Linked DNA regions of Mus musculus: region 1 is linked to region 2. The links are chromatin loops, found by intact Hi-C in ENCODE. Cell type or tissue: heart. All regions are shown on one strand. Each heading gives the region's core, and the rest is flanking DNA. Links, peaks and the distances in the headings are about the cores only. Region 1 holds the start of Agap3 (ArfGAP with GTPase domain, ankyrin repeat and PH domain 3). Region 2 holds the start of Abcf2 (ATP-binding cassette, sub-family F (GCN20), member 2).

Evidence for each region. Peaks named below come from ENCODE experiments on the same cell type or tissue, not always from the same donor. Only the 100,000 strongest peaks of a DNase experiment are listed, where the experiment ranks them.
Region 1: a loop joins it to region 2, with 2.2 times the contacts of the local background. A loop is called at or near these places in 1 of 42 quality-filtered maps.

The regions. Positions count from the first base shown.
Region 1 is chr5:24,445,129-24,456,902 of GRCm38, reverse strand. Agap3 (ArfGAP with GTPase domain, ankyrin repeat and PH domain 3) reads right to left here and starts at 4,726. Exons shown (of 18, transcript NM_139153.2): 1 at 4,369-4,726. The coding sequence starts at 4,696. Fastk (Fas-activated serine/threonine kinase) reads left to right here and starts at 11,668. Exons shown (of 10, transcript NM_023229.2): 1 at 11,668-11,774. The coding sequence starts at 11,756. It overlaps Tmub1 (transmembrane and ubiquitin-like domain containing 1), which reads left to right and starts at 9,057. Exons shown (of 3, transcript NM_022418.3): 1 at 9,057-9,146; 2 at 9,951-10,369; 3 at 10,630-11,440. The coding sequence starts at 9,984. The coding sequence ends at 10,981. In heart, for the core only: CTCF peaks have their summits at 3,817 and 4,934; DNase peaks (open chromatin) are centred at 3,712, 4,422 and 5,072; H3K4me3 peaks cover 2,305 bases; H3K27ac peaks cover 2,500 bases.
Region 2 is chr5:24,570,413-24,582,186 of GRCm38, reverse strand. It overlaps Abcf2 (ATP-binding cassette, sub-family F (GCN20), member 2), which reads left to right and starts at 4,720. Exons shown (of 14, transcript NM_013853.2): 1 at 4,720-4,840; 2 at 5,460-5,668; 3 at 7,808-8,020; 4 at 8,411-8,765; 5 at 10,089-10,184; 6 at 10,941-11,043. The coding sequence starts at 5,500. It also overlaps the pseudogene Gm10221. In heart, for the core only: CTCF peaks have their summits at 3,640 (motif pointing right) and 4,429; DNase peaks (open chromatin) are centred at 3,786 and 4,656; H3K4me3 peaks cover 1,840 bases; H3K27ac peaks cover 1,728 bases.

The sequences.
Region 1 (11,774 bases), core at 3,454-5,953, 130 kb after region 2:
GGGCTTGGGAGAAACAGGAAGAGGGGAAAACACCATCAAAATAGACTATGAAAAAAGGACTTTTTTCAATTAAACAAACTTCCCTCCCCAGGGTCCATTTCACCCATCAACTGTCCCCTATGAACAGAGGCTAGGCACAGAGACTCACTTGCTATATACCCTGAATACCACATGTATGTTTACAGACCACTCCTAACACAGTGGTGGGAAACCCTCCAACCAGCAGGCCCAGCTCACACTTGAGAAGTGACAGCAGGTGGTCCTTAGGGGCACAGTCTGCTTCCCTGATGAAGGAGATAAAACAGACACTGACCCTAGAGCCAAAGATGGAGGGAGGTTTTCCTGAGGTCATAGTCTGGAAGCACGGTCCTTTCTAACCTGAAGCAGGCCTCTCAGCTTTGCCCTGGTTTCAGAAAAGCCAGTTTCATTACTACCACTGCAGGTGCCTTCTGAGCCAGCCCTTACTGTGTCTCTTCTCCCTCCACCCACTTTGTTCCTCTGTGTTCTGAGGTCCCAGATGTAACTGGGCCACCTAGGAGGAGTTCAAGAGACAGACTGGGAATGAATACTCTTTGCTGCCTACCAGCACTCCACATGGGTGTCCTTTCTCAGAATTCCTAGAGCCCTTGTGTGAAGTCCTACATAAGCAGCCATGCCCCCAACAGGCCCTCCCCACTGAAACAGTAACTGTAGGAATCACAGCGACAGATGTAGGTTCCAACCCATTCCTGACCTACAAGTTAGGGCCGCTGGGAAAAGCCTATCTTGGGCACTGCACAAGACAGCAGACCTGTGGCAAAAATCCTGGCCAGAGTGGAGACGACCATGAACAATCAGCAAAGTCAGGATCGGGGCTTCCATGCCCTTTCCTTAGGGCAGGGGTTCAGCAAGAGAAATCTCAGAACAATGGGGAATGCAGCCGTAACATTAACCTCAGGCTGCCCAGGCAGATACTGTGGCTGGAACCCTCTTCCTGTTGCTCCCTCTGGCTTTCCCAAAACACCTGGCCCCTTCTCAGCCTAAAGCAAACAGGAAGAAGCCCCATTTCTTCCTTCCAGTTCCTTTGGGATACCCCTTAGCCTGGGTAGGAAGGCAGGCGGAAGGGGAAGTGCATGAACGAGGCTGAGAACAATCCAGGGAGAGCAGGAGTGCTCAAAGGGACTTCTCCCGCTCTGCGGAAACACAAACCCCAGGGAAAAACAAAGGGGTTTCATGCAGCAGACAAAGCTGGGTTCCTGCATACACAGTAACAGTCATATGGCACGCACACAGAGGCACGGTCCACTTCCAGCCCAGAACTCAAACCGGAAACTGAGCTGGGCTGCAGGCCCCACTGCCCCATCCCTGGCAGACATATACCTGCTCAGACCCACGTGTAGAGACCCCTAGAACTCTCCTCCCAACACCTTCTCTGGGGTCCTTGATGGCCAGGTCTCCCTGAGTCTCCTTCCCCCACTGAGTGCCATCAGGAGAAACCCTGGTGTGCATGCATTCTTCTTTCTAGGACGCAGCCCCAGCCGCAACCAAGAGACTCAACTTTTCCTTGGGAAGGAGAGAGGCTGGGTTAACACTGGCCCCTCCCATTTCTGAGGGTCAGTTTCCCACTGGTGAGGCTGAGTGACTCAGAGCTTCTGCACATTCTATTCTCTAGGCCCTGGTGGTGGTTTCCTTCATTCCCTGGGGATAAGCGCTGGACAGGTGTTCTCTCTTGAGTAGGAAAGGAATTTCAGTGTTTTAAATGGTTCTGGTAGTCACCTTCTGATAAAACAGAACAAGCCCTTCACCAGGGATTAGCTGAAGGAAGGTGAAATGTTAGCCCCTTGAAGCACAGGCCCCTGGCAGCTCTGTGTGCATGTAACATCCTACATCTGCTGGGCTTCACACAGAAAAGATCAAGATGTGTTATCACCCTTCGCTGGACAAGGTGGGAGCCCTGCCCTGTAGAACAGGCCAATATGGTTAGGCAGATGGAGAAGTCTACTGCAGGGAGCACACAGGGCTGAACACTGGAATAGGAGCCTGATTGGTTAGGCTCCTTATTTTTTATTTTACTTTAATTTTTAGCCTGCCTACAGTGGAAAAGTTGGGTCGACAGAAGTGTGGGAGCCTGTAGGGCGGGGGTAAAAAAACTGAGTTCCTAGGAGAGGCTGGGAAGCGAAGGTGAAAGAAGGCACTGGGAGGCTTTCCCAGACAGATGGGACAGGGACAGGCCGGGGACAGCAGAGCAGAGGGCTGTGTGTGTATGGGGAACAGCTGGGTCAGTCTGGTGACAATGATCACCAAGGCCCAGGATTTCATCAAGGTGATACAAAGCTTCCAGGCTAAGCAGATGGGACAGTGGGGTACTTCCAACCCTCAACGGGGAAGTTGCTCTGGGGGAAGGCTCTAGAAAAACGCTGCCTATCATGTTTTACTTAGGACAGAGATCAAAACCGGCCCAAGTACTTCCTGGGACCATGACTCGAACAGAAGATGCCCAATCTGGTATGTGAGTAGGGATGACTGAGGTCGTTAATAATACTGATAAACAGGAACTAGGTGCAGAGCCTGCTCAGCCTGTCTGCTCCCTACTCTTGAAAGTCTCTGGACAGCTGATCCCCCAATACATACTTTCTCTCTCTCTCTCTCTCTCTCTCTCTCTCTCTCTCTCTCCCTCCCTCCCTCCCTCCCTCCCTCCCTCCCTCCCTTCCTCCACACACACACTGGTGGCTGCACACACACACACTGGTGGCTGTCCAGTAAATTGCTTCAGCCTCCTAAAAAGGCACGGGAAATCATCTTGGGAGTTGATGAGGAACTTGACACTTCCTCTAGGAACAGGGAAGCTCAGAGAACAGTCTCTTCCGGCCTCACCCTCTGAATCTAAGGGAAAAAACCCCACCTCATCTCTCCTGAAGACCCTGGGCTCACACTAATGCTACCTCCCAATCCCCAGCATAGCAGTGATGCCAAGTCATTTACTCAAATCCATGTTAATGAGTTTTTTCTGTCACCTAATTAGTTCACAGTGAACTCTGCCTTGAAAGGAAAGAGAAGAAAACAGGCTGGGAAAAGATCAAAAGGAAGACAGCTGGGAATGTTACAACAAAGGGGCCCAGATCTAAAGGTGGAGGGGGGCTCTACTCACAAAAGATCAGAGACTCATCAGCAATGGGTACCTCAAAAAAGCAAAACAGGCCTGTTCAAGTACAGATGGCTCCAAAGCCTCACACTAGATGGGAGCAGGATCTAAATTGAAGGACCCAAGTAGTGGACATGCCCTTCCTAATTCCAAGTCAGCAGCAACTAGCCTTGCTCCCTGCATTGCCACTAAGGCGGAACCCACCACCTGCTGGTGGGCGTCCCCCTTCAAGCAGAGTTGGAAAAAGAAGCAGATGGACCAAGGCGAGGCCCATCTGTCCAAGCTTGCTAGAAGGTCAACACTGCCACTGGGGTGCCTGTTGCTACTGCCAGCCAGCCTCCACTACACCAAAGGTTGTGGGGCTTCTTGCCAGCAGTGTGCCCCCCAATTAACGTGCCTTTCAGTTGCCAGGGTTCAGGCCCATGTGCCCACAGAAAGGAACATTAGTAGGAGCAGTGCATGGCCTGAGGTTTACAGTCCCCCTACATCCAGGCCCGACCTCCCTGGAGGTCAGTCAGCATCCTGACATCCACATGGATGCCTGGGGGTTAGAAGGGACTGGCAAGCGCAGAGGGTTCATCCAGAGTCTCCCACGCGGCCACAGCTCCCCAGTCCTGCACCCAGGCCAGGCCCGCGCCCGCCCGACCGCAGAAGCGTGGGGGTGGGTGTGCGTCGGGAGAGGGCGCCGCGGGGAGCGCCACCCTCCAAAGCCTGCAGGAGAGGCCCAGGAAGGCTGCCATCCACTAACCCAAAGCTCTCTCTGATCCTCCACCCCTACAGCCCGGCTGGGCCAGGGCAGCTGCTAAGATTACTCTCAGGCATTAGCCCCACCTTCACGACCCACCAAGGTCTTCCGTCGCACCCAGCGAGCCTGACCGTGCCTAGCCAGATGTGGCCCCAGGCCCTCCCGGTCTTTGGCGACTCAGCGCATCAGTCCTTGGAGCGACAACCATCTTCACATCCCAGGTCACGGAGGAAAAAAAACAAAAAACAAAAAACGTGTCCACTGACACTGGACCGAGCCCACCGCCCCTAAAAAAAAGTGTTCCTGTATGAGACATGGAAAAACCTGGACTAGGGTTCTGCAGTGGGGGTTAGCAAACCGTGAACCTCAGCTCCATAAGACCCCTGAGCGCCAGAAAGGGGCAGGGCCGAGGCCGTGAAGGACCCTCGCCCCCCACCCGCCACCGGCCAGCGCTGCAAAGGCCACCGCGTCTCAGCTCCCGCAGGCCCCCGGCTCCGCTCACCCTCGATGGAGATGACGTGCTCCCGGATCTGGTTCTGCAGCGCCAAATCCTCGATTCGCTCGATCAGGTCGTAGATGGCGTAGATGTTGGGGTGTACCGACTCGAAGCGTTGGATCTCGGCTCGGATAGCGGCCGAGTTGGAGAGCGCGAACTGCTGGGGGGGGCCGCCAGCCAGCTGCTGCGAGGGGCCGCCACCCCCGGCTCCGGGCCCCGCGCCGCCGAACTGCCCGCCGCCCCCCGCGCCGCCGCCGCCGCCGCCGCCGGTCCCCGGAGCCGCCAGGCTCTGCTGCTGCTGAGGACTCTGGCCCCCGCCTGCCTGGAAGTTCATGGCTCCGGAGGCGCGGGCCCCGAAGCGGGCCCAGCCAGGGCCTGGGGCGGCGCGGCGGCGGCGGCGGCGGCAGCGACCAGGCGCGCGGGGCTGGCGGAACCCTAACTACTAAGCGCGCGGCGCCGGTCTAGCGCATGAGGCCCGGAGCCGAGGCCAGAAGGCGCGGCCGCGCACGCTGGGGCCGCCGCCCGGCGTTTACCCGCGCTGAGATCCCGCCGCCTCGGAGCTGCCTCCAGCGGCAACAACAACGGGACCGGGAGCGCGCGGCCCGGGCCCTCCCCCCGCGTCATGCGCACGCACCGCCGCCCCCGCCGGCTCCGGCACACGCAGCCTAGCCCCCTCCCAGCCGCCCCCGCCCCTCCAGCGTCGCCCTGCGCCCCCGCCCCTCCTCTCTCGCAAGCGCCTTAGCCTCCACCCCCAAGAACCGCGTGCTGGCCGCGACGCGCGGCCCCACCCACCCGCGTAGGCCCTTCCGCCCGCTAACCCGCCCCAAAGCTAGACAGAAGCCTCGAGGGCCTCCCGCCTGGGGACACGATCACGCTGTCCCCACGTCCGGCCAGCTGTCATTGCTACCTCTCTACGTCGCTCTAGGCCCGTGTGGAATCCTTGGGCTACTCAGAACTGTTCTCTGTGCCTGAGGGTGCTGATAAGTGGGACTGATTGGCGGAGAAGCTCGCCCAGGGGCGCCACCCTCTTTCTTTTAGTGCTGCAGCAGCTCCTCTGTCTCCAGGCCTCGAGGTCAGCCCTAGGGATCTTGCCAGGGTTCTCTTCCCTGGCTCTCTGCCCCCGACCCCGGCCCCCGGGCCCCCAGTCTCCACTGTCGACTGCACCTGAGAGACTGGGACGGGCTCCCCGTTCCTATGTCCAGTTCTCTCTGAGAGTTTCACTCAAGAGACCCTGCAAGCTTGAAACAACAGCGTCCCAATTCTTATCTCCCAGTGACAGCCCTCTCCCAAAAGACCCTCCCTGCCATACTGAAAAGGGCCCATTGGTTCATTACAGAAACTCAGCAGAACCCACATGGGTCTCATAATTTTTCTTGACAGACCTTGTCTTTTCTTGATAGACCCTGTCTATCCTATGCCTTCCTAGGGCCAGAGATCACCCTTCAGTGTCCCAGTTCTTCTGTATTCCCATTATCAAAGTTGTCTTCAGCTGTGTTAACCCACATCCCCAACACAGATCCTCAAACCTGGAGGTGGCATGTGCAAGGGAATGACCCTGTGGAATAAATCTGCTAGAGGATGCCAGGTATCATGATGTACACGTTAGCCCAGCACAGGGGCCATACAGTAGGAGGATTAGTTCAAGGACAGCCTGAGCTTAATAGGGAGTTCAAAGCCAACCTGGGCTATATATGACCTTTTTTTAAAAAACAAACAAACAAAAAACCCAAAACCAGCTGAATCTGAGTACATGACTAAAGTCCTGGCGTTAGGAAGGCAGAATCTAGATCACCAACTCTGTCTCAAAAATGAAAAGCAACACTAGGCAGTGGTGAGGTGCACACCTTTAATCCCAGCAGAGGCAGGGGCAGCAGATCCATGAGTTGAAGACCTGCTAGGGCTACACAGAAAAACCCTGTCACAAGAAAAAAAAAAGTCTTATTATGTCTGAAATAATTATGCTATGTCAGGCATAAATGTTTCAAGGTTTGTATAACCCTCATCTAACTTTGATGTAGATTATGGTCTTTGTGCATTTTGCCTTTTAACTCTGTACCCCTGAGCTTGGACACCAACAGACTTCAGAGATGAAAAGCAACTCTTGGTCTGACCATTAATAAAAACTTAAAACTTTTAATTAACTTAATCAACATAGTAATCAATATGACCTTAAGGGGTCAGTTCACCATTGATACATGTCCTGCAGACCTCTCTGCTGAGCCTTACTAACCCTCCTGGGCAAATGCTCTACACATAGCTCTATATGTGTATGGTGTATCCCCTGTGTGTGTACATATATGTATTATGTACAGACAAGTACCTGCTGCCTGTGAAGGTCAGTATCCTCTGGGACCGGAGTTATAGAGACTCTTGAGTTGCCGTGTGGTATAATGAGAAGTGAGCCTAAGTCCTCTGAAAGAACAGCCACTGCTCTTAACCGATGAGCCATCTTTCCAGCCCACATGTCATCTTTTTTTACACTCATTTCCACTTCAAAGGGCAACTTGGACTTTTCCCCAAAATAAAATTTCCTAGTATTTTACTTTTTACACACCTTCCCATATTTCTCTTAGTTTCCAAAGGATCAGGCACAAACCAATCAACTCCCAACTATTGAGTGATGCGAGCTTCTATCTGTATGATGTTAGGAATGTCTTGTAAAATTTCTGGTCTTAATCTGAAAACTGAAGTAGTTCAACAAAAATATAGCTTTTCTCATAAAAAAAAAAGTATAGTTCTACTTTACAATTCTAAAACTAATATTAATACTCTGGCCAGGTGGTGGAGGTGCATGGTTTCAATCCCAGCACTCAGGAAGCAGAGGCAGAAGATCTCTGTGAGTTCAAGGCCAGCCTGCTCTACATCAAGAGTTCCAGGTCAGGGCTACATATAGAAACCCTGTCTTGAAAAATAAAAATACAAACCAACAAACCTATAGCATCTCTGTTAGATTCTTAGAATTGGCAGCAAGAAGTTCCCCAGAACTTGAGAGGGAGGGAAACACTCCAAAGTGCTGCCCCAGCCACCAGCACATGCCTACCTTAACATTCATTGATTGTCTATCTGCATATCTGTTCCTCTATTAGTATGTATCAGTGAGGGCAAGGAGAGAAAGCATTATATGCCCAGTATCTTGCACAATACCTAGCATATAAAACATATATACTCAAATATAGCATAAATGAAGAAATATGAAGAAACTAGACAGAAGTTAATTCCTTACTTTATAAATCCAAACTAATGTGCCCAAGGCAATATTTGATCTGGTCTTAATCTGAAAACTGAAGTAGTTAAACAGAGGTCCCATCCATAGAAGAGCAGAGTAGGTTATCTTTAATTAAGACTGGACTGGATGGGGCTAGAGACATGGCTCAGGAGTTAAGAACATTTGCTGCACCTGTTGCTGCTCTTGCAGAGGACCCTAATTCGGTTCCTAACACCTACATGGCTCCAAAAAACTGCCTATTACTCTAGTACTTCCTCTGACCTCCAGAGACGCAAGGCTTGAGTGTGGTGTACTTAAATATACTCAGGCAAACACCCATACAAATATGATATACAAACCCTTGTTTTTAAAAAACTAATTAGGGACTTGTTCTGCAAGCATACGGGCCTCCATTTGACTCCTCAGTATTCATGTCAGAAACCAGGCTTGGGAGCCTCTGCCTGTACCCTTAGCATAAGAGAACAGAGACAAGTCACACAGACACACATGCATGTGCAAACTCCCAAGTCAAAACTGGTCTGTAAAATCTGGGATTCAAGATTTCTGCAGATATTGGAGTCAAAGGAATAAGAAAAAATCTACAGAGATTGGCTGTCACAGATCCATCGTTATATCCTTTATGTGGAAATACTTTTTTAGGGGTGGGAGAATAAAACAGGGTCTTTCTAGGTGACCAAAGTTCTCAACCTCCTAATTGTCCTACCTCAAACTCCCAGTGCTGGGATTACAGGGCTATGTCACCATACTTAGCCAGTTTCTCAGTTTACGTTTTGGTGAAGCCAATGCATTAATACTAGGCGAGCAAAATACAAAAAAATACATAAATTTTACAGAGCTGTCATACTTATTTAATAAAACGAGTTTCTTCTTTCCAACTGACCTAGAAGAATTATACTTGTTCAGAGATTAAATAACCCACCAGAGATTATATAGCTGATGAGTGTCTACATGAGACCGCAGGATGTACACTCAGTTCCAAAGTCTATGCCATCTTTACAATCTCATAGGGACACAGTGCAGCAGAGGCCAGGAGACAGCTGGCGTCAGGCACTCTCCCTAGCAAGTGGGGCAGACAACCTACACCTTCTCAGCAACAGAGTCAATTTAGAAAACCAAGCTGCTTTTTGGCGTCCACAATGACACAGGCTTGGCTGGGTAGTGGCCACCTGCGCTTCCCAGAGCCTTCATCACTGCATCACCAACGCGGGTGCTCTGACATGCTGCAGGATGACGTTGGTGTCAGGAGTGACAGATGCTCCAGCAGCTGGCAGCGGAGATAGAGTTTCTTGCTGCTGACCAAATCTCTGTGGACAAGCAGAAACCCCAGGGTCCTTCCCGTGGGCCCATCGACGATCCAAGGGTACCGGCAACATCTGGTCCAGCCCGGCACGTGGGTTCACAGGGAGGAGGGCGGGAACTAAACAGGGCGAACTACAATCCCCACAATGCTCCCGGGCCGCGGCAGCAGGGAAGGAGAGGGACCTCAGGTGTCTGCGACCTCGGTGCCTTCGGCCCGGAAGTGCCCGAGGAGCCGAGATGGAGCTGGTGGAGCTGGGCGGTGAGTCGCTGTGCGTGGCCGCGCCCACCGGGTCGCCCCAGGCCACAGCTGGGACCTGCTTGCCCCGCCCCGAGATAGCTGGTGCCCTCCAGTAGCTCTGGGGGGCGGGCAGATGGGAGGAGTGATGGAGTAGTCGTGGGGAGGGCTAGGTCTAGGTTCTCCCCGAGGGATCAAGGGTCTGGAGACCTCTGGGTTTGGAGCCCAGGAGGCGCTGGGAGACTGCTGCGGGGTGGGCTTTGGGTGGACCCGAGAAGGTGCCGAGCTGAGTAGACAACTCCCAAGACTCCAGATTGGCCAAGGGTGGAGTTTGACATTTGGGGTTGTCTAGGAAGCTTTGGGAAGTGGTCTTTGTTGTGGGTGGGGTTTGGGTAAATGGTAAGGGGGAGGGCAGGGGGCTAGAGAGACACTTTTATCAGAGAAACTTAAGCGACAGGGCATCAGATGAGCTTTGCTATAAATAGGTGAAGGAGTGAACTTTGGGATGAAGTGAACCAAAGAATAGGTAAGCTTCTGGGTAAAGTTTGATGAAGGTTACATTTAAGGAGAGGGTTGCTTAGAAAAGCAAGGCCCTTTCTTGAACGTAAGGTTTCGGTGAATCGGGTGCTGAATGAAGATCTAGAACTCAGATAGCAAAGCTAGCACTTGGAATCTGGTGATGGGAAGGGACGTTACCCAAAAGCCAAGTTTGGGACTACAGGATGCTGCATCCTGGGTGCGCAAGCACACACAATAACTAGGACAGTTGAAGTTGGAATGACTTCTGACCAGGAAGTAGCCCCTCACCAGTTCTTTGCACCTCTCTAGCTCCTTAGCACCTCTGGCAGCAGCACGGGTGCCATGGCCTTGATTGAAGGCGTAGGCGATGAGGTGACTGTCCTTTTTGCGGTGCTTGCTTGCCTTCTGGTGCTGGCCCTCGCCTGGGTCTCAACACATACCACTGAGAGTACAGACCCCCAACCACAGCCGCCGGGGACCACAACACCAGCACAGCCCAGTGAAGCCATGTCAGCCTCTGACAGCATCAGAGAGGAGGCCCCAGGGGCTGAGAGTCCCAGCCTGAGACACAGAGGTCCATCTGCACAGCCAGAGCCTGACACAGGGGTCACAGCATCAACACCTCCAGACTCTCCGCAGGAACCCCTACTTCTACGGTTGAAATTTCTCAATGACTCTGAGCAGGTAGCCAGGGCCTGGCCTCAGGACACCATTGGCTCCTTAAAAAGGTAAGCTGGGAAGAGGGTAAGAACAAAATGCTAAAAATGGGGTGGGTGTCTATAGAAGGGTCACCCTATGAAGCTCTCCCTTATTTTCTGTTTGAAAAATCTGTCTCCTCACATTATACACCATTCCTGTTAATCTGTCCCCCAGAGGCCAGGATCTGGGTGGTCAGGTGTAGGGGTGGTGAAAATTGGGATTGGTCCTCTGAACAATGGGCCAGGACTGCCTGAGGCCTGCTCTCTTACCCAGGTCCCTCTCTCCTCAGGACCCAGTTTCCAGGCCAGGAACAGCAGGTTCGGCTCATCTACCAAGGTCAACTGCTAGGAGACGACACTCAGACACTAGGCAGTCTCCACCTGCCCCCCAACTGCGTTCTCCACTGCCACGTGTCCACGAGAGTCGGTCCCCCACATCCTCCCTGCCCACCGGGGTCAGAGCCCGGCCCCTCCGGGCTGGAAATCGGCAGCCTTCTGTTGCCCCTGCTGCTTCTGCTGCTGCTCCTGCTCTGGTACTGCCAGATCCAGTACCGGCCCTTCTTTCCCCTGACCGCTACCCTGGGTCTGGCCGGCTTCACCCTGCTCCTCAGTCTCCTGGCCTTTGCCATGTATCGGCCGTAGTGCCTCCACGGGCTTTTGGCAGTGTAGCCAGCCCCTCTGGACCTCATTCCCCAAGGCGCAAAGGGAGCTGCTGTCTGCCCAGGCCCACTTCACCCGCTGCCTGTCTTTTCCCACTACCCTGGAGCCCAGCTTTGCGCCGCAGAGGACTTCGGGTGTTAGCGGAGGCCGCTCCGTGTGATCTTCATAGCTCTAGGCCATCTCCTGGGGCTGCTGGACCTCAGCCTTCGCTGGCAGTGGGCTCTTCTGGATCAGGCACTTGCTGTCGCTGCCTTGGCCGCCAGGGCACCCCAATGGGCCCATCTTAGTGTGCTGACAGAGGATCTAGATACTTCTAGTTTCAAAGAGCTGCCTAGGCTGAATTGGAAACTGGTGGACTGGGAGACTGGTGAAGGGGAATCGAGAGGGGCAGAGTTGTTTTCTGGAATTTGTGCAGATTAAAGAAACTGTGACGTTTTCCTACCCAGTGTGTCTGTGTGTTGCTTGAGGGTGGGGAGCCCTTGTTCTACGAGAATGGAACCTGCCCTAGGTCCTGAGTGCTCAAGCTACCCCAGGGCTGGACAGAGGACCGCCACTCCCGGCACCTTTCAGCGCAAGCTCTGTGGCCCCGCCCCCGCGACGTGCGCATTTCCCGGAAGCGGAGGGCGGGGCTCGCGGCTCCTCTGCTCGCAGCGCCTGCTGGGAGCCACGTCTCCGCCGCCCTGGCGCTGGACTGCGATTGGCGTCTGGGGGCGATCCGGGGGCTGCTGGGAAGATGGCGGACTCGGTGGCCCGCTGATGAGGAGGCCGCGGGGGG
Region 2 (11,774 bases), core at 3,063-5,562:
GAATGTGGCTGCTTTCTGCCTTTGTCCCAAACAAAACTGTCTGAAGCAAAAGCAAAGACATGGAGGTTTGCTGGAATTATCCACAGTAGCCAATTCATGGAGTCTGCCTAATGATACTTGCCTCAGCAGTGACAAAAATGGATATAATACATGGAATATATTCCCACAGTGGAGTATTATTTAGTCTTAAAGAAGCATGTGATTATATTGTTTGTAAGAAAATGGGTGGAACTGAAGATCATGTTAAGCAAAATAAGCTAGACTTAGAAAGACAAATATGGATTCAGCCGGTGGTTCGGGGAGACGTACCTTCCACCTTAGACCATGGCCAAGTTCATCCGTAACTTCGCGGAGAAGGCACCGTCGATGGTAGCCGCTGCCGTGACTTACTCGAAGCCTCGATTGGCCACATTTTGGCACTACGCCAAGGTTGAGCTGGTTCCCCCAACCCCTGCTGAAATCCCTACAGCTATTCAGAGTGTGAAAAAAATCATTCAAAGTGCTAAAACTGGTAGCTTCAAACACCTTACAGTTAAGGAAGCTGTGCTGAATGGTTTGGTGGCCACTGAGGTGTGGATGTGGTTTTATATCGGAGAGATCATAGGCAAACGTGGCATTGTTGGCTATGATGTTTGAAGACCAATCTTTAACTTCTGATTTGAGTTCTTATTTGAATGTTCTTGGACCATGTGTAACAGGACTGCTATCTGAATAAAATACTAGGTGTTGAAAACAAAAAAAACAAAACAAAACAAAACAAAAAAAACAAAAAAAAAAAGAAAGAAAGAAAGACAAATATGGGGCTGGCGAGATGGCTCAGTGGTTAAGAGCACGGACTGCTCTTCCAAAGGTCCCGAGTTCAAATCCCAGCAACCACATGGTGGCTCACAACCATCCGTAATGAAATCTGATGCCCTCTTCTGGAGTGTCTGAAGACAGCTACAGTGTACTTATACTTACATATAATAAATTAAAAAAAAAGAAAGACAAATATTTAAGTTTTTCGTGTATTAAAATCTAAATTTAAAAAGAGAGGAGGGCTAGAGATGACTCAGTTGTTAGAGGGATTGTCTGGTAATCATGGAACCCTGGATTTGATCTCCAGTATGTATAAACATGGGCATAGGATCTCGTGCACATAATCCCAGCACTTGGGAGGTATAGGAGGGTCACAAGTTCAAGGTCATCCTGCTCTATACAGTTAAAGGCATAGGCTATACGAGATCCTGAAAAAAAAAACCAAACCCTGGTCACACAGGTTGATAATGTCAGTCATCTTGTCTACTTCGGAGGCCAAGTTACAAGGATCATCTCCAATTATGTGTGGACGTGGATGTACTGGGATGGAAGCTCAATCATAGATATAGGTGGAGCAAACACAGGGTCCTCAGTTCAATCCTTAGCATGGCACAAAGCATATAAACAGATAAAAAAGCATAAAGGTTGCAGGGGTTAAGATGTGGGACAAGAAAAATGAAGAAGAATGATAATACATGTTATCACATATGTAGAGATATGACAATAAAACTCATTCTGTGCAGCCAGTGCGAGTTCCCTGTCTGTCTGTCTGTCTATCTATCTGTCTGTCTGTCTGTCTGTCTATCTATCTATCTATCTATCTATCTATCTATCTATCTATCTCTGTTTTAAGACAGGATCTCTGGGTAGCCCTGGCAGTCTTTGAACTTTCTCTGTAGACCAGGCTGGCCTTGAACTTACAGGGATCCCAAGAGTGCTGGGATTAAAGGTGTGCACCACCATTGCCCTGCTGGTGTATGCTCTTTTTAATCTTCATCCTTAAGAGCTTTCTCAGGAGTCAAGGAGTAACTTCTAAATACTGAAACTCCATGTGAGCTTGATTAGTAACAAGCCAGGCAAGCATAGCTCAGCACCCTCAGACTCCACTTGGTTCGGACCATCAATCTTCTAACAATTCACTGGGCAGCCTAGAATCCCTACCTGCCTATACCATGCACAGAGACATTGTTGAAAATCTGGGAACCCAGTCTGTATCGGCCAACTTTAAATAATGGCAATAAGTTATATTCCTTAATGACCCCTCGATAATACCTCATTTCTATTTTAACACATCTTGGGACACATCCTGAAAACAAAAGAGATGGGATAATCTGGTCTGAACTAGTTTTCAGCGCATGTGCAATAGGAGAAACCGTGTCCTTTGACATTCTATTATCATTCTGTGTCTACGCACACTCGGGATTGCATACAAATAAATCAGATGCAGAAGTCTGCGGACGTGGCTCAGGATTTAACAGCACTTACCACGTAAACATGACTTGAGTTCAAAGTCTCAGAGCTCATATAAAAAGGATCATATGGCTGTAACCTTAGTGCTATGAAGGGTGGTGTGGAGGCAGGAGGATTGCTGGCTGCCAGCCTAGCTCCAGGTTCAGTGAGAGACCTTTTCTCAAGGGAATAAGGCAAAGGGTGACAAAACAGAACACTGAAAATCCTCCTTTGGCTTCCACACACAAATGGGTGCACAGACTCATAGATACATGAACATACACCACACACACAAATAAATAAGACATTTTAAAGGGTTCGTAAGATAGCTTAGCAGGTTAAAAACCGAACAACAACAACAAAACTCTTGCCAACAAAGCTTGATTACCCGAGTTTGATCCTGATTGAAGGACAGAATCAATTCAATAAATTGCTATTGTCTGACATCAATGTGCAAGTGGTATAGCAATAATTAATAATAATAATAATTAAGTACAATTTTAAAGATTGAATGCATCATGGGACAGGACGCATGTAGTGAGCAAAAGCTTATGTAAGTCAAATCTGTCTGTTACAATAGAGAACCACTCGTATTACCCTCTGTAGTAAGCAGCCTCTCTTTTCCTTAGACTTCATGAAATGAAGCATCAGACTCGAGGACACTCACTCATGTGCCCTGTGGTCAAGACTGACTGCATTTCTCATCTGTGATATTACTTGGCCTTTGAATAAAGTTCCTTGCTACTTTGTAATCTGTGTATGCTCATGTCAATTGTGTGAAATATCAATAGAACTACTCAACTGGTGGAGGTTATTCTAGGAACATGGTCAGTGGTATTTAAATGGCTTAACTCTGAACTCTAAATTCTAGCAGAGGAGAACTGCTTCTACTGTTGGGGGAGAGAGGTGAGATTAGTGTTTTGTGTCTTACAGGGATCTTATTCAGACTCCCTTAGGCTTTCCAGTCATTGCCATCTCTGTTGAATAAATTCCAATGAGGCACTGAGTAATGAAGACAGAGTTTACCATAGAGTAAAATGAGGACACCCTCAAAGGCAGAGGTGGACAATGGACCAAGAAAATGTTTCTCATTGGTGGGAATGGACAATGGTCACATGGGTTTTATACTAGTGCTTCGTTTCTGAAACAGACAACTTCCTTAGCAGCCGCAGTTTCCTGTTTAGGCGATTGGCAGGCCCATTTGGATTTCCTTTTTCTTTTCTTTTTTCTTTTTTTTTTTTTTTAAAGCTGTGTGTGTGTGTGTGTGTTACAAAGCCTCCTTTTACCTTCCTCCCTTTTCTTTCATTTATTTATCTATGTGTATGAGTACACTGTAGCTGTCTTCAGACACACCAGAAGAGGGCATCAGATCTCATTACAGATGGTTGTGAGCCACCATGTGGTTGCTGGGAATTGAACTCAGGATCTCTAGTAGAGCAGTCAGTGCTCTTAACTGCTGAGCCATCTCTTTAGCCCGTTTTCATCTTAAAATTAGTGTGCTGCCAAAGACACAGGGGGCAGGCTCTGAAGCTACTTGTGATGTCCACCCTCAATGATCTTCACGCCTAATTTCTATTTAGCTTGGCAACATGGTGACCTTAGAGGAAAAGGGGGTCACTTTCTGAGAATGCACTCAGGGGCACTAAGTTTGCTTCCTTCTGTGTCATCAGTGATGACACACCAGTGGACAGGACCCTGGACAGGTAGCAAGCAAGGGTCGTAGAGTTGTTTTGTGTATGAGGCTACAGATCTAGTTTATAATGTTCCTAACACTAAGTCTGCTTTAGATTTTAGACAGTGAGACTCAAAGGAAATGAAACAAGTCACAACTAAGTGTCCATAGAGCTAAACTCAGCAAAGTGGTCCTATACTTTAGATTTTTCCACCACATTCGCATGGCTCTGGTGGAACCCAGAAACTCTTGACTAAGATACCAAGGTTCAGCACAGCGTCTGGCACTTTCAAAAAGTTTCGTTAGCGATGGACGAGGCTCTCAATTTCGGTTCCATGAGACGAGGATGCCTTTCTCGAACAGAGTTCTGTTGGCGTGGTCTACAAAGGGTTACCTCACTTTCAGAGCCACCTGCCCAGCAGCAACTCGCTCTTCTTTCCCCTCCACCTTCTAACTCTCTTCTCTCATTGTTTGGTCTCGCACTCTTAGGACGCTGGCCGGGAAGCTTAGTCGCACTTCCTGCTGGTTAAACCAGTAGAGCAGCCTGGTAAATTTATCTGCTAGGGGTGGGGTATCCTTTGGGAGACCAGCCCACCTCTCCGAGGAGCAATCTGGGATTTGCAGTTTTCAGTTCTTCAAACCGGCTTGGTAGGACGGGCCTCTTGGACTCTAATCCTCCCCCAACCAGAATCATCGCGCGTTCTGATGCCGTCACTAGAACGGCGCAACACCTGGGAATCGTGGTAGTTCCGGAGGAGAGTCCCGCCCTAAGTTCTTACGATTTGAGAACTACATTTTCCAGAAGCCCTCGCGGCAGCGCGCCAAGGGCCGCCCGGGGCCGTGATTGGTTGGGGAGCCGGCCGCACGCGGAGGAGCTCAAGGAGCAGCTCTGTTGCGACAGAGGCCGAGCGGCGAGGCCCCGTGAGTTGAGGGGGAAGGGGCGCCGGAGGGGAGGAGAGTGTGGACCCGTGAGCAGGAAGCGGGAGGAGAAGCGGAAGGGAGCTCAGGGTCGGAATGGAAAGGGCCGAAAGGGAAAAGAACTGGCCCAGGCAGAGACGCCGGCGAGCGGGGTGTGGGGGAGGTTAGGGGCAGCGAGCGCAGAGACCCTTAGGGACCCGCTGGGGAGGACTCGTGGTTCCGGGAGAGAAACCGCGCCGCAGTCGGTGGGGTGGATGAGAGGGACGGAAGGGAGGTCCGGGACGAACTCCTGGCGAAGAACCGAAAAGGAGGCGGCTGGCAGAGGTGCGCGAGCGCCAAGTTCGGAAACTGGAGACGAGGGGCAGAGCGGTCCCTCACTAAGGCCCTGGGGGAAGAGCGCATCCGAGTGAAGCCGGCGGTGGGGATTGGCGCGCGAACCCCAAGGGAGGAGATGAGGCTGGAGGAGCGGTCGAGAGAGTGTGAGAAGCCCGGACAAAGTTGGCGGGGACAAGAGTTGGGCACCACAGGCTTGATAGGAAAATTCCAAGGAGGGATGGGATAGCACTCAGACATTCTTACCTGTAAGTTTAGAATTTTGGAGTATCTGTTTGCTTTTCTTCAGACTCCTGAAAGGACTGTAACTACCCCTGTGGCTCATCACCATGCCTTCCGACCTGGCCAAGAAGAAGGCAGCCAAAAAGAAGGAGGCTGCCAAAGCCCGACAGCGACCCAGAAAGGGACATGAAGAAAATGGAGATGCTGTCACAGAACCTCAGGTGGCAGAAGAGAAAATCGAGGAGGCCAATGGCAGAGAGACCACAGGAGATGGAGGTAGGTTGGGTGAGTTTCCTGAGCTGGTTTTCGAAGCCAAGATCAGAATCTGGATGCAGATGCATAGGCCTTTAATTCCAGCATTTGGGAGGCTAAGGTAAAAAGATGAAGGTTTGAGGCCAGGCTGTCCTCACATCCCCATCTTTTTAAACAGAGTAAAGCACCCACAGACACATGTCTTTATATGCCATGAAACTTTTTGGTGACACCCACACCCATAGAGTTAAAACTTGTTACTGATGAAGGAAACTGAATTCAAGTGGCAAACACAGATGGGAGTTTTTGATCTACCTTGGTTGGTGCTGCAGTAGACAATAAAAGGGAAGGCAACTTGTACTATTTCCTGTTTTTCTTCCTACCTATGGTGGTGAGTATACAGGCTCTACCATATGGTGCTGTCTTTTCTGGGGGGGGAGGCAGATGTTTGGAGATAGAAGGGTTTCTCTGTGTAACCCTGGCTGTCCTGGAACTCTGTAGACTAGACTTGCTTGAAATCATAGAGAGATCCACCTGCCCCTGCCTCCTAGCTGCCGGGATTAAAGGTGTGAGCCACCATCCCTGGCTCATATGGTACTCTTAATGTCACAGGGATAGTGATTATACCAATGAGTAATGTGTAACATATTGTTATATATCTTCATGTAATTTTTCTGATAATATATTTATGGTTTTGTTACTTAGGTTTAGGGGATTTATTGTAGCATTTTTCCATATTAAATAAGCTACTCACTCACACTGTAAACATAGTTTGCTCTCAGAAAATTTATTTTATTATTTCTTTCTCTCTTGCTCTGACAGAACACTCTGACTAAAATTAACTTGAGAGGAAAAAGTTCATTTCTTCTTATATTCCCAGGTCCTTTTTTTGTTGTTTTTGTTTTTTTTTTTCGAGACAGCCCTGGCTGTCCTGGAACTCACTTTGTAGACCAGGATGGCCTCAAACTCAGAAATCCACCTGCCTCTGCCTCCCGAGTGCTGGGATTAAAGGCGTGCGCCACCACCACTACCCAGCTTCCCAGGTCCATTTTTGAGGGAAGTCAGGCAAGGACTTTTGTTTTGTTTTTCAAGACAGTTTCTCTGTAACCACCCTGGCTGTCCTGGAACTTGCTTTGTAGACCAGCTGGCCTTGAACTCAGAAATTCTCCTGCTTCTTCCTCTGGAGTGCTGGAATTAAAGGCATGGGCCACTACACCAGGCATCAACTAGCTTGCTTATGTAGCACAGACCCACTCAGCTAAAGACTTCACTGCCTACACTGGACCCTCTGCATTCATTAGAAATTAAGAAAATGCCCTAGACATGGTCATTGGCCAGCCTGATGAGGCAGTTCTTCTGTTGAGGTTCCTCTTGCCAGGTTTATGTGAAGTTGACAGCTAAGTTAACTGTGACATGGGCAAACATTGCAGTGTATGATAACAACCATCCCAGTCTAACCCTGTCTTCACTGCCCAGGAAAGCTGCACAGTCCTTCTGCTGCATGTAGACTGCTCACTGCCCTTTGAATCTTACCACACATGGTATTGTCCTTTTACACGTTAAGTTCTTGTGCAAACTTGAGGTTTACACACATGATTGTGTTCCCATTTGCTATCCCATGTCATTTTGCAGTGTTACTTATGTCTACTTTAGTCATTGCAGCTGTTGATTCTTATTTGAGGGACTGTGTTTTGAGGTGTGTGTGTGTGTGTGTGTGTGTGTGTGTGTGAGAGAGAGAGAGAGAGAGAGAGAGAGAGAAAGGGAGGGAAAGAGAGAGAGAGTCACCATAGATGCACTAAACAGATGAAGAAATGTCAAGTGGTAGGAATTGTCCCCAAAATAAGATTCTAGAAGGCAGCTAGTGTGATCAAGTTAGGCCATGGGGAAGCTTTATCCATGGCCAGAGCTATGGAAGATGGTGAAGGGGGAAACAGTGGAGGAAAGTGAAGTGGTAGGAGAGAGCATAGACTCAAAAGGGCTGCTGAGAAAAGCCTGTCTGTGAAAGCAGGGTGTCAGGCTAGTCTGTGTCATGGCACTGTGTAAAGCCCTCCGAACTCTGAATCTGCTTCGCATGACCTGAGCTCAGGTCCTGTGGAGTTTGCCTATTGGTCCCAGATCTGAGTCTGTCTGACTGACCCTTCCCAAATTCCACTTTTGCCCCAGAAGTAGATTTGCTGACCAAGGAGCTGGAGGACTTTGAGATGAAGAAAGCTGCTGCTCGAGCTGTCACCGGTGTCCTGGCTTCTCACCCCAACAGTACTGATGTCCACATTATCAACCTCTCCCTTACCTTTCATGGTCAAGAGCTGCTCAGCGACACCAAACTGGAATTAAACTCAGGCCGGCGCTATGGCCTCATTGGCTTAAATGGAATTGGTGAGGCCCTTGGGGGTCAGGTGGAGGAGGTTTCTTTCTTGGTTTGCCTGTTACTCACTATGTGTTTAGCACTAACAAAGCAAGAACTTTATCCCATGAGTGGGGGACCAGACATGCTGGAGACATGGGGCTTATGACACAGCTGTGTGTAGCAGGTACCATGGGAGTTTTTGACAGAAGGTGCTATAGAGAGGTTGGTGGGGGAGTGAGGGTGAGGAGTGGTGGTGTGAAGAAGCCTTTGTAAATGAACAGGATTTCACAGGCACAGTAAGATTAGACTTGAAGGGAAGCTGGGAAGGAGAGCCTGAGAGTGAGCCAGTGACTGCCTGTTAGGAACAGGTGCCAAAGAGTGGCGGTGAAGGGGCTTAGTGTCGCCTGTCACCCTCTTAGGAAAGTCCATGCTGCTCTCGGCTATTGGGAAACGTGAAGTGCCCATCCCAGAGCACATCGACATCTACCATCTGACTCGTGAGATGCCTCCTAGCGAAAAAACACCCTTGCAGTGTGTGATGGAGGTGGACACAGAGCGGGCCATGCTGGAGAGAGAGGCTGAGCGGTTAGCACATGAGGATGCGGAGTGTGAAAAGCTCATGGAGCTCTATGAACGGCTGGAAGAGCTGGATGCTGACAAAGCTGAGATGAGGGCCTCAAGGATCTTACATGGATTGGGCTTCACACCTGCTATGCAGCGCAAGAAGCTGAAAGACTTCAGTGGTGGCTGGCGGATGAGAGTTGCTCTTGCTAGGTGAGTTCTCCCCTTTCCACCATCCTTGGAGCCCCTGTCTCTCAAAGGGGAGTGTTCACTCTGGTAGGAGTATTATGTGTCGGATGAGATAGCCATTAGTGATGTAATGTGGGTCAGTGTGTGGACCTGACTGACTGCCCTGGCTGAAGTACTCAAGACCACCTCCATGCTCGGAGCCAGTTCCAGTAGTGCTCTGAGCAGACCCAAGTAAAATGGTAGTTAAGTGTCGGTTTTCACCTTGACCCCCTTCCTGCCTTTTGTGCTGCTGTCCTGCTAGTTTTTATGGCAGTATGATACTGGACACATTGATGCTACCTGTCCTTCTTACCCCGTAAGCCTGAGGTTAAAGTGAGTTTGTAGTCCAGCACTACACCAGCACCCTCCCCAGCATGCTGAGATGTGTGTGCTTTCTCTTAAAATTATAAAATTATGGAGCATCTCAGGCTGCACACTGTGAACAAAATAGGTGCATCTTTGTTCATGACTCTAGAGGCACAAGGTCAGGGAGCTCAGCTGCTGTAGTAGGTCCTGGAGTGTCGTGTCGTGTAGTGTAGTGTAGTGTAGTGTAGGCTTCGTTTGATGAGAGAAAAGGAAATTTGAATGTCTGTCGTCGTCTCTCCTTATAAAGCTATGCATGTGTCCTCCTTGGGCTCTATCCTGATGACTGCCTCACCCTACTCACCTCACTGAGGCCTTCCTTACCTAAGCACCAACATTCAAAGGCATTTACTTCTCACTTCCTCTCTGTGGGGAGTCCACACTGCATTCAAGCCTGCTCCTGGGAAGCAAGTTGTTGAGGCTGCCTCATGGCCTCCGAGAGTTGGTTTCGTGTCTTAGAGCATGAGTGTAGACTCCACTTGCTGGCTGGAAGTTTCTCTGGCTGGTTCAGGAGCTCGCTCAGTGCAGGCTGGAGTGTGATGATCAGACGCGCTCTTACTGAGTTCCCCAAGACTGCTTATTGCAGTCCGGAAGCCAGGCCTTCAGCCTGTCCCTTGTTTTACAGTGTAAGAAAAGGACATTGTTTGGCAACTTGCTGGAGTCTGTCAGCCCCGTCAAGTAATCTCACCTTAATGCTTGTTGCCTTAGTAGCTTGTTTCCCCTTGTCCTCTGATGCGCACCAGCTCCATCACTACCTTCAGGTGCAGAAGATCTCCGGTTTCCCTGCAGTCCCAATTCCTGTAACTCACTTTCTACCTTTCCTTCCTCTGAGGTAGTAAGCAGATTGGCTTAAGGATTCAGTCCAGACCTGACCAACGTCGTGACAGGAAAGCTGCACCTTTCATTTAGCATTTAAGATGTTTCTGTTTCTTTGGCATCCATCAGAGCCCTCTTTATTCGGCCCTTCATGCTGCTTCTGGACGAGCCTACCAACCACCTGGACCTCGATGCTTGTGTGTGGCTGGAAGAGGAACTTAAGACGTAAGAGATGGGGCTGGGAGCTGCAGTCCCAGGGAGGTCAGGAGCAGAGTACAAAGGGATTAGGTGCTCAGAAACTGCCCTGATGAGTGCAGGTGAAGGAAGGCCAGAGACAGGCCAGATGCAGCCAGTGCCAGTGAAGTCAGACCGGCTCTTTCTGTTTCATTGGGGTGGGTTTTTAAGTCTGAAATACATGAGTCTTGTTTTTCCTATGTCCAAAATACAGCATCTTCACTAAAGAAAATGTTTAATTGTATGTGTGCATGTGCACACATGTGTACATAAATCATGTACAGTGAGTCTAATGCTTAAATTCATGGTGTGGTGGTGATACAGAAAAATAATAGTAAATCTATTGTCTCAACGTTAAAAGTAAACAGGAGCTGCCTTAGTGCTGTCTTCAAAAAGAAAGGACTTCTGTTTCTCTTATTGAGTCTGGGTTGACCCCATCCACGCCTCTGGATACCTTTTATTTAGATACTTGTGTGTGTACAGACTGTTGATAGCAGGACTTCACCCATCCGTACTTCATTCTGTTGACAGAACAGAACACTTGGGGCCTTGGGCTGTTACCACTGCAAGGCTCCAGGAGCCCCCTGTTACAGAGTGCTTGCTTCCCTGTTGGTTGCGGGAGCTTTAAGGGCACTTGGGTTCACTAAGGGTGTGAGAGCACCGGTGAAGGCTTCCTGGGTCTCACCATGTAGCCTTCTTTGAAAGTCTCTGACTTGAGACCTTCCTGATTGTTCTTTGGATTCACAGTTTCAAGCGCATCCTGGTCCTGGTGTCCCATTCCCAGGACTTCCTGAATGGGGTCTGTACCAATATCATCCATATGCACAACAAGAAACTCAAGTATTACACGGTAAGTGAGCCTTGCCTCTCGTGCTTACTGGTTCTTTGGGTTTGTCATTAAAAATTAAAATAGCCAGGTGTGGTAACGCACGCCTTTAATCCCAGAACTCAGGAGGCAGAGGCAGGAGGATTTCTGAGTTCGAGGCCATCCTGGTCTACACAGTAAGTTCCAGGACATCCAGGGCTATACAGAGAAACCCTGTCTCGAAGGAAAAAAAAATTTAAAGAACTCTGCCCCATTTTATTTTAATCCCAAAGGCCTTTGCTTCTGCCCATAGGCCACAGCTGGCAGCTGCTCTGTGTGTGTGTGTGTGTGTGTGTGTGTGTGTGTGTGTGTGTATTTGTTTGTTTTGCTGCCTTCACTGTTGTGACAGCTTTGTGCACAAGAAAATAAGTTAGTATCTTAGCAGTCTCCCTGTTGTGCCTTGTCTTTTTTTATCTTAAAAAATAGTTGGTTTGATAATGTGTACCTGTGTGTGGGTTTGTGCAGGTGAGTGCAGATGCCTGCTGAGGCCAGGCCAGGCCAGGGTTTGATCATCTGGAGCTGGAGTTAGAGGCAGTTCTGAGCACCTGCTGTGGATGCTGAGAAGCAAATGAACATTACTAAATAAGAGAAATTGTAATAAAAGTGTTTTCATGAAAAATAGTTAGGTGTGGCAGCGTCTACATGACCCAGCACTATGATGGCTGAAGTATACGGGTCATACCAAGCAGGATTCCACAGTGAGCATCAGTCTCTAA